2 separate regions of the Homo sapiens genome follow, and region 1 is linked to region 2. A link is a contact called in ENCODE Hi-C or POLR2A ChIA-PET data. All regions are on one chromosome and are shown on one strand. The core of a region is the stretch at or near the end of the contact, and the rest is flanking DNA. Distances in the headings are between cores, read along the strand shown.

Region 1 (5,395 bases), core at 2,277-4,776, 170 kb after region 2:
GGCCATCACTTTCCCATGCACCTGGGAGCCATACTAACAATGCATTCATGCCATCTCCCAGGGGTCCTTGCATGGAGTTAAATCCTATTTTCTGAAAGAGTACACCCATACCAGTAAGGCAGGAGGATTGCTTGAGCCCAGGAAGTCAAGACCAGCCTGGGCAACATAGCAAGACCCCATCTTTATTAGTTTGTTTTCACACTACTAATAAAGATGTACCCAAGACTAGGCAATTTACAAAAGAAAATGGTTTAATTTGACTTACAGTTCCACATGGCTGGGGAAGCCCCACAATCATGGCAGAAGGCAAGGAAGAGCAAGTCACATCTTATATCGATGGCAGCAGGCAAAGAGAGAGAGCTTGTGCAGGAACCACCCCCCCCCACACACTATAAAACCATCAGATCTCATGAGACTTATTCACTGTCACAAGATCAATATGGGAAAGACTTGCCCCCATGATTCAATTACCTCCTGCTGGGTCTCTCCCACAACACATGAGAATTCAATATGAGATTTGGGTGGGGACATAGCCAAACCATATCATTCCACCCTGGTCCCTCCCAAATCTCATGTCCTCACATTTCAAAACCAATCATGTCTTCCCAACAGTCCCCCAAAGTCATAACTTGTTTCAGCATTAACTCAAAAGTCCATAGTCCAAAGTCTCTTCCAAGACAAAGGAAGTCCCTTCTGCCTATGAGCTGGTAAAATCAAAAGCAAATTAGTTATTTCATAGATACCATAGAGTTGCAGGCATTGGGTAAAAATACAGCCATTCCAAATAGGAGATATTGGCCAAAACAAAGGGGCTACAGGCCCCATGCAAGTCTGAAATCCAACGTGGCAGTCAAATCTTAAAGCTCCAAAATGATCTCCTTTGACTCCATGTCTCATATCCAGGTCACACTGATGCAAGAAGTGGGTTCCCATGGTCTTGGGCAGCTTTGCCCCTGTGGCTTTGCAGGGTACAGTCCCCCTCCCGGCTGCTTTCACGGGCTGGCGTTGAGTGTCTACAGCTTTTCCAGGTGCATGGTGCAAGCTGTCAGTAGATGTACCATTCTGGGGTCTGGAGGATGGTGGCTGTCTTCTCACAGCTCCACTAGGCGGTGCCCCAGTAGGGACTCTGGGGACTTCTACCCCACATTTCCCTTTCACACTTCCCTAGCAGAGGTTCTTCATGAGAGCCCTGCCCCTGCAGCAAACTTCTGCCTGGACATCCAGGCGTTTCTGTACATCTTCTGAAATCTAGGTGGAAGTCCCCAAACCTCAGTTCTTGACTTCTGCACACTCACAGGCTAAGCACCACATGGAAGCTGCCAAGGCTTGAGGCTTGTACCCTCTGAAGCCATGGCCCAAGTTCTATGTTGGCCCCTTTCAGCCATGGCTGGAGTGGCTGGGATGCAGGACACCAAGTCCTTAGACTGCACACAGCCTGGGGACCCTGGGCCTGGCCAACGAAACGACTTTTTCCTCCTAGGCCTCCAGGCCTGTGATGGGAGGGGCTGCTGTGAAGACCTCTGATATCCCTGGAGACATTTTCCCCATTGTGTTGGGGATGAACATTTGGCTCCTCGTTACTTATGCAAATTCCTGCAGCTGGTTTGAATTTCTCCTCAGAAAATGGGATTTTATTTTCTATAGCATTGTCAGGGTGCAAATTTTCCAAACTTTTATGATTTGCTTCCCTTATAAAACTTAATTCTTTTACCAGCACCCAAGTCACCTCTTGAATGCTTTGCTGCTTAGAAATTTTTTTCTGCCAGATACCCTAAATCATCTCTCTCAAGTTCAAAGTTCCACAAATCTCTAAGGCAGGGACAAAATGCCACCAGTCTCCTTGCTAAAGCATAATAAGAGTCATCTTTGCTCCAGTTCCCAACAAGTTCCTCATCTCCATCTGAGACCACCTCAGCCTGGAACTTACTGTTCATATCACTATCAGCATTTTTGTCAAAGTCATTGAGCAAATCTCTAGGAGATTTCAAACTTTCCCAAATTTTCCTGTCTTTGAGCCCTCCAAACTGTTCCAACCTCTGCCTGTTACCCAGTTCCAAAGTCGCCTCCACATTTTTGGGTATCTTTTCAACAACACCCCACTGTACTGGTACCAATTTACTGTATTAGTCAATTTTCATGCTGCTGATAAAGACATACCTGAGACTGTGAAATGTACAAAATAAAGAAGTTTAATTGGACTTACAGTTCCATGTGGCTTGGGAAGCCCCACAATCATGGCAGAAGGGAAAGAACAAGTCATATCTTACACAGATGGCAAAAGGCAAAGAGAGAGAGCTTGTGCAGGGAAACTGCTCCTTGTATAACCATCAGATCTTGTGAGACTTATTTACTATTATGAGATCAGCATGGGAAAGACCAGCCCCCATGATTCAATTACCTCCCACCGGGTCCCTCCCACAACATGTGGGAATTCCAGATGAGATTTGGGTGGGCACACAGCGAAACCATATCACCATCTCTATATAAAAACAAAACGCCACAACTCTCTTTTATCTAAATTTATGTTCTGCTCCCTTATTCTAGCACTCATCTTCCTGTCCCAGAAGTCCTCTTTTAACTCTTGCCTGGAGATATTGATGAGGTCCTAGAATGCCTTTAGCGTATAGTCCTTTTCCTCCCTCAGCAGGTTCAGTACATCTCTGGCTGGGTTGTGCTGTGACTCTACCCTAGTTATTAACCCACTAACCAGGACAGGAGGGGGGAACAGATCCTGAATATTACACATGCTGTCTTGCAGGAAAAAGGCCTGGGAATTGCATTTAAGCAAGGGAAGGCATTAGCCCATTGGGAAGAGTGAACAACTTCTTCAAGTTCAAAGGGTTCAGGGGAACCTGGGCATCCAAGATTTGTGAGTATCATCAACCCAGATGTCCTCATCTTATGAGTTGAGGCCCCATTCTTTCCAACAGGGGCTGGGGCCATGGCCTTGGCATAGCCACTCTGACTTGGTTGGGAATTAACCGTCTTTGGCCTGGTGTTCTGCTTTCTTTACCTTCTTCTAGAGAGAATGAGAGCATCTTTTGATGTGACCAAGGAAGTCCTCTGGTTTTCCCACTTAGCTTTGAATTGCTGATTCATCACACTCAGTTTTTGTTGTTGTTGTTGTTGTTTTCTGGAGTGTCAGTCAAGTAGAGCAATGGCCACCCAATTCTACTGTCCTATGGTTGTCCCTTTTTAAAGGCCTCATACATTGCATTGGCTGGCATAGTCCCTTCCACCGCTACACCACCCCAGTCCACCAGTGGTGAAAGTTCAAAAATCGCTCTGCTCCATGTGCCAGGGCTACCTGTGCTTCACCTGTCACCAGTGAAGGGGTCCTCACTGCCAGTTGGGTGAAAGGGGATCAAGTTCCAAAGTCTCATCTTAGTGTCTGCTATCTCAGCCCATTCTTGGCACCAGTTGTCACTGGCTGAGTTCCTTGGGAAGCAGACTCCAAGACAGAGATCAGAGTGCAGGACAGGCATGACAGAGAGCTCCTGGGATCAGCATCTTGTGACCAAAAGGGGAAGTGAGGACGACTGGGCAGAAGGAAATGCTGGGCTGCAATGCAGAAGTAACCGCAGGAAGCTCTGGAGCTAGAATTGCCATCTGAATTGTCCAGGGCTAGTGGGGAGGAGGTTGGGCCTTTGAACTTCATGTTGATGAGTTGCCGGTATGAGCTGCTTTGGGAGAAGGCACAACCTTCAGTGAGGCAGCTTTCTCCAGTGGGGGCACTTCTGGAAGAAGGCTGACAGCTGAGGTCCATCCCAGCACAAACTGCAACTGAAGAAATCAAGTTTCCATTCCTGAAGGGAGGTCTGAACGGCACATCACAGCGTCCACTTCAGATAATTCTGAGGAATTACTGGCATATTTCATTTGTTAATAAAAATCTAAACAGAGAGCCACAGCGTCCACTTCAGATAATTCTGAGGAATTACTGGCATATTTCATTTGTTAATAAAAATCTAAACAGAGAGCCACAGCGTCCACTTCAGATAATTCTGAGGAATTACTGGCATATTGCATTTGTTAATAAAAGTCTAAACAGAGAGCCTCAGTGAGCCTGTAATTTGGACTGTGACAGGCCCAATCAGCAGTGAACACTGCCCTGGAGAGGAAAGAAGCCTTTTGAGCAAAAGGGTCAGTTGACAGAGCATGGAAAAAGGACACAGGACATGGAAAAAGTTTTATAAATCAAACAAAGGGAGAGGAGGTGTGGAGAGGAGGTGTGGAGAGGAGGCGGGAATGAGGGTGTGTGTGTGAGGGTGGGTGGGGGAATGTAGCCTACAAACCACTATAAAGAAATCTTTTTTACAGCAGCCCCAGGAAACTTATTGAGACCTCATAAAATAAAGAGAACCAAGGAAACAACACCCAATGCTAAGTGTCTCTTTCGCTGTTTTACAGACTGGAGTAGGATTTTATGAGCTATTTGACTTTCCCTTTGGATGCCTCTTTAGGAGAAGTTCCTGGTTCTTTAGCCAGTTATTTTAACTTTTGGCCAGGGAGTGAGAAGGCTTCAAAATAGGATAATAACCATTTAGGCTTTCTGGTAACATTCTTCAGTTGTTGACCACAGCAGGCACTTAATTAGCCCACGTGGAATATTTGAATTTGCCAACATGAGACTTCTATTCCTAGGTCCCCTTGGATAGGAAGATAAAGTCCAGTGGCTATGGGAATATGACTTTGAGGGGCTCCCTCCATTCTTTCAGTGAGATCCAGCACTAAAGAGCTTTGCTTACAGACAAGTCAGCAGACTATATTTACAAGCTTCCTAGATGCTGAACCAGCCTCAAGATGGGAAGTGAAGTTGTAAGCTCTAAGAACTTAAAATCCTCCTCTTTCAAAATGATTTGGCCATCAGAATTGGCTTATTCTATTTGGCCAGGCAAGGAGGAAAAGAGAAACCCACTTCCTTTCTCTATCTACACAAAGAAAGAAAGCAATGGTGTTTTCATGAGAAATTCTTTAGTTTGTTCTAAAGTGATCCAAGGCATAAAGGTCTCTAGTTTAAAAAATTTGAGGGTCATTTTGATCTTCATTGTACTTCCTCTGTTGTTTAACAATTTCTGGCCAGGCATGGTGGCTCACACCTGTAATCCCAGCACTTTGGGAGGCCGAGGTAGGCGGATCATGAGGTCAGGAGTTCGAGACCAGCCTGACCAACATGGTGAAACCCAGTCTCTACTAAAAATACAAAAATTAGCCAGGCATGGTGTTGCGTGCCTGTAATCCCAGCTACTCAGGAGGCTGAGGCAGGAGAATTGCTTGAACCTAGGAGGCAGAGGGAGCAGTGAGCCAAGATTACGCCATTGCACTCCAGCCTGGGCGACAGAGCAAGACTCTGTCTCAAAACAAACAAACAAACAAACAAACAAACAAATAAACA
Region 2 (5,186 bases), core at 505-3,004:
GCGAATTAAGGACCACAACCTCCCTATCCAAACTTCCTTAGCAAAAGTGGGGACGGTGTTTAAATCCGTTTTCGGTAGGGACGCTTTTCTGTCCCTAGGGAAAGTTTGGTGGGGTGAGCAGCGGCGTCCCCCAAATATCTCAGCCCCGGACAATGTTCTCATTAGAGGTGATGGGAGAAGGGGTTACCCCTTGTCTATTCCAGTTCCCCAGGCCGGGTCCCTTGCAGGTAGAAGACTCCTATCCCTGGAGGGACAGGTCCCCGTGTCGCGGGCTCCCAGCCGCTCCTGTAATTAGTACATTTCGCTGGGCTTGGAGAGTGTTTATCGTCCGCTCTTCACGCCGGACACGAGTTTCTTGTGGAAGGGAGCGGCCGGTAAGCCCGTCTCTGGACTGGCGCTGGGCTGGACAGCAACAGCTAAGGGGAAAAGGAAAGTACCAGATAGCGTCGTAGGTGCGCAATAAATATCTGTTGACTGATCGAATAGATGTCACCTGTGGACGTGTTGCCCGAGTGAGTGCATGTCCCATCACAGCCGCCAGACCTCCCAGCGACAGTTGCGAACACGCGATGCTTGTGCATTCCTGCGTGTGTATTTCTCCCCACACGGGAGCCCGACTTTGGGAAGTTGACCGGCATGTGCCACTCAGGGCTGTGGAATCCCGACTCCGCTAAAACTGCAGACCAAGAGGCCCGTTTCAGTTTTCTTCCCTTTCCTGTTTTCGAAAAAAAGAAAGATGAGGTGGACGGGAGGTGTCGGGTGAGGGGGCGCGAACCTCCAATCTGCCCTGGTGACCTGGCCGGGTCTGGGGGCGTCGGGCGGCTGTAACACAGCAGGGCGCCCCGGGGGTACGGACCGGAGCCCAAGTCAGAGACCAGACCAGCTGGCTTGTCGTGGAGCTGCGGAGCCGATCAGGGAAAAAGGAGGGGTGGGAGTGGAAGGCCCCAGTCCCAAAGGGACAGCGCTCCCAAAGGGAGCGTGCTCTTTTTTCATTCTGGGTTTTGCGAAAATATCTGTCCTTAGCTGTGGCACCGGGGAGCCGCGCGTCATGCGGCTTCCCTCAACTCATCCCTAGAACGCCCTGCGGAAAATTTCCTAGGCCATCTCTTCCCCCTAACGCCCACTCCCACTATTTTAAAAAGTCTTTCAGGCATTTTTAGCTGAAGGTGATTTTGCCTTGGTGATTTAAAAGTAAAGATACAGTAAGCGCTCAACGCAGTGGTGCCTCCTTTGCGACATACTCGGCCGGGGCCACTTCGGCCCCAAGAGCTTCCTCCGCACGAGCAACTGCTCCTCCCCTTCGATCACCTTTCAGTTTAGGTCTATGCAGTCTCAGGTACCGACCAAAGAGGGCTGAGATTCTCAGGATGGTTTTGTGGGGTTTCCCTAGGGGAGGGCAGGCTCAATGGCGATGATTGCATCTCAGCCTGGAGGGATTCTAACCAGCGCTTCCCTCTAAGAGATCCCATTGGGTGGGTGATTATTCCGGATCTTAATCAGAGAAAGTGTCCCCATCAAGCCACGGAAATAGAGGACATGCTTGTAAGGTGCAATTTCGAAGGTAACGGTCAGAGTTAAAGACCAATTATCCTGTCTTCCCTGCGATCCTTTCCGTCTCAACAGGACCCGGGAAGTCCCGGGCAGAGCGCATCTCCCTGGCTCCTGCAAGCTACGGCTTCACCCAGCTTCGTGTTGGGCTCCGTTTTGGTTTTGGAGCGGCGTGAGGGAGTCTCGGGGGCTGGGTCGACTGCCACTGGCCTGAGCTCCGGACTCCGGGGACAGCGCGTCCTGTCCCGAGGGCCTCCCGCCCCCCGGGAAGGCCAAGGTCATGAGGTCAAACCCCAACTTTTGGGCTTCCGCGAGAGTAAAGCCCCCGGATGGTCCTCGGAGCTGTGACGTCACAAAAAGTGCTTGGGGTAGGCGGACCCACGGCTTTGTTAAACAGCCCAGGGGCTTCGGGGAGGAGTGGGGGCCCAAAGCAACTCAGGGACCCGTTGAGCTTCCTGCTTTGTCATTGTTTATTTCAAATTAATTTCATGATGCCTGTCGCTGACTGCAAAGGCTGCAGGAGAGACAGGCTGCCCTCGGGGTCTCTCCCAGCCTAGATAGGCAGACCAGGGATTTTTGAGAAAGCAGAGATTTTTGGTTTTCTTTCTTTCTTTCTTTTGTTTCTCTCTGTGCCATCTTTCTCCCAAGGCCCTTTCTCTCACTGATGTAAAAGGAAGAAGTGGAATAGTAAATGTCTTCTTTTTCTGTCTTCAGCCTTTTGTTTTCCGGATGGGTTGTGAAATTTGGACTGGCCTAGGAGAGGGGACAGTATTCCCCTTCCAAATCATTAAGACCCGGAAAATATAACAGTGTTCCTGTCACTATCTTTTGGATCACATGTGTTTACCCCCACGAGAAAGGGCAGGTTGATTTCTTCCACAGAGTTCTAGGACTGGAACCTGTTACTTTTTCTTCCCTAGTTTCCAGGTTGGCTAAAATGTGAGGGAATCCTGACAGAACACAGACAGAAGGCATCAACTGTATTACAGAAACTGGTCCCCTTTGGGGTCCCCCTAAAGCTCGCAAACTGTTAGCTTTGGTTGGCAAAAGAAGACTTTTTGTCTCATCTGCCTTAATATCCACAGGCAAAGCAGAGACAGATAAACAGTTACTAGTATAATTTAGGGGTAGGGTCACTATAGATTCAAGTATATGGGCATTTAATCTTTCCCCTAAATACTCATTTTCTTGGAGCAGTGGAGACATCTCATAGGTTGAGATGTTTTCCTCAGCAGCCAGGAGAAAAGGTGGTGTCTAACCCTGACGGAGGGGTTGATACTGTACCTGGAAGGTATGCTTTCTACCGTATGATTGGACAGAAAGGCAGAGTAGGTTTGCTCAGATATTCCACCCAGGCGTTCACCCCATCCCCACGCCTCCAGGGTCCACTTCTCCCCAGGGACCTGGCTCTAGAGTTTTCCTAGGGAGCTCCCAGTAGAGCATTAGTTTGAACCCCAACTATATTAAATATATGCTGTATCATGGGCGGCAAAGCAGGCTGTTGCGGGTGCTTGCAAATTTGCAAAGTATGGACGAACACGAGGCTGGGCAGGGATGGGGGGAATGGGGTGGCTACATCTAAATCTTTCTAGGACTCCAGATGACAGAGTAGAGTTCTGGGTAGAGGAAGTACAACGTGGTGGAGACACCATGTCCTTTCCATCCTGTCTTTCCCTGTCACTTGTCATGTCTCTCCCATTTAGCCCAACGTCAAATCATTCTGATTTTTGAATAAATCAATTCAGTGAATATTGCCTGAGGGCTGACAATGTGCCTAAACTTCTGAAGGAGACAAGATTTCATCTCTGCTGTTGTCTCCAGGTCTGGTTTCCCGCAGAATCCAGCCTCTGTCCACGTGAACTCTGCTCTGTCCTCTGGGCTCATAATGTTCTGAGACTCTTGCTGCCTCTTTCATGGATTCCCCTTCTATTTCCCTGAGACGACTCACAGGTCACAGAAAGCTGCCTCCCATCCTTGCGGCTCCATCAAGGTGCTTTGGAGGCAGGTAAAGCGCAGGTAAGGAGTGGCACCCCAAGCTCCTGGCTTGGTGGCAGACTCAGTCCCATCTCTTTCCTCTTGGCCCCAGGAGCCCTGCTGATGCTGTGTTGCCCTTTGACTGGGCCATCTTCTTTCTCCGCCCTCGCCCCTTCTTGGTCCAAGCCCAGAAATGCCTTGTAGTGTGTGGTACGCTTCACTCTCTCTTTGGGGGACATCTGCCAACCAGCACAGTGGTGATGACAGTTTCCAGATGATTTTCCAGGAGCAAAGAAATGTTCTGGGGGAGGAGAGAGTGGCATTGGCCAAACACTGAGTGGGCTGAACATTGTGGTTCCGGAAGAGGCCCAGGGAGGTGGAGTTTCATGAGGCTCAAAGATTTCTTTTTCCTCTTTAGATTCTGCCTAAAGCAAAAGTCACTAATTGCTTTGTATTTTCCTGGCACTTAAATGGTTCTCTGGTTTCTGACTCTCCTCCAGGAACTTAGGTTTTAGGAAAGCAGGGCTTCAGGGTGATATCAGTGGGGACATTTGCCTCTAAGCTCACCTTCCTCAGCTCAGCTAGGCCCAAGGCCTACTTCAGCCAACTCTTGGGTTATTATAGGATCCTCAGCCAAGTGGACTGCACAGTCTGGGCAGAGGATAGAATACAAACTCACCTATTCCCTTCTCCTGTCTCTGGGATTTGCCACTCCAACTTCACTTCTGCTCGAAGCATTTTGATATTTAGTCAGGCAAACCAGGAAGTGCTAGTGAAGTTGTTTTGGAGACTTAAGAATGGGTTCAGGCCAGGCGCGGTGGCTCACGCCCATATTACCAGCACTTTGGGAGCCCGAGGGGGACAAATCACTTGTGGTCAGGAGTTCGAGACCAGCCTGGCCATCGTGGTGAAACCTGGTCTCTACTAAACATACAAAAATTAGCCAGGCGTGGTGGCACATGCCTGTAATCCCAGCTACTCGGGAGGCTGAGGTAGGAGAATTGCTTGAACCCGGGAGGCAGAGATTGCAGTGAGCTAAGGTTGTGCCATTGCACTCCAGCCTGGGCGAGAGAGTGAGACTCTGTCTCAAAATAAATAAATAAATAAATAAATAAATAAATAAATAAATAAATTAAAATAAAATAAAAGAATGGGTTCAGAGAAAAGAATTCAGTTCTCTCTTGATTCTGAAAAATCTTGGATTTATATGCTATACCTCATCTTCACTTTTCTTTTTCATATACTAGGAAGGCTTTCTTTCAGTCCTTTCTTATAACTCTCCTTTTCAGGGAAAGCTGTCTCTCCCAGATAAAAGCTGCCCGCACCTATCTTACCTTGGGAAAGATGTGAGGCTTATTCAGACTATGGAGTAAATGACTACTAAGGCTTCATATGTTCTCAGTCTAAGAGGCAGTGAGACTTAAATAAGGGGTAGAGATCTAGTTTAAATGCTAACCCCTCTGTGAAGATTTGAGGACTCCCCAGGAAAAGCTATTGGCTCCCATCTCTGTGTTTTTATAACATTTTGTTCAGGCCTCTATTGTGCTGCTGTCTTTGTGTATATATGCTCCACAGCTGAAATGTGATCTCCTCGAGGAAAAGCACGTAGTGTTATCCTCTTTGTATCCTCAGTCTGTGTGCCACATAGACTCTGCTGAATAAAC

The links. A loop is a pair of places that touch in the nucleus more often than their neighbours do. ChIA-PET counts read pairs that join two places held with the same protein, here RNA polymerase II (POLR2A). Pooled maps may share reads with other maps.
Region 1: a loop to region 2 is called in a pooled map of right lobe of liver, with 2.1 times the contacts of the local background. The contact joins the enhancer-like site here to the promoter of SOX9-AS1 in region 2. A Hi-C loop is called at or near these places in 11 of 168 maps with a recorded cell type or tissue (CD4-positive, alpha-beta memory T cell, Caco-2, HepG2 and 8 more), 22 of 37 single-sample maps with no recorded cell type and 17 of 50 pooled maps. POLR2A ChIA-PET finds 5 or more read pairs at or near these places in 1 of 52 experiments (WTC11).

The regions. Positions count from the first base shown.
Region 1 is chr17:71,940,987-71,946,381 of GRCh38, reverse strand. No RefSeq gene overlaps it. Among named protein-coding and RNA genes, the nearest start is that of ROCR, 82 kb to the left of the region's middle. Within about 2 kb of position 3,526, at least 2 of the 41 ENCODE cell types and tissues checked have a DNase peak (open chromatin) inside an H3K27ac peak, as active enhancers do.
Region 2 is chr17:72,112,584-72,117,769 of GRCh38, reverse strand. It overlaps SOX9-AS1 (SOX9 antisense RNA 1), which reads left to right and starts at 1,754. Exons shown (of 7, transcript NR_103738.1): 1 at 1,754-1,916; 2 at 3,370-3,564. RefSeq lists an enhancer at 1-74.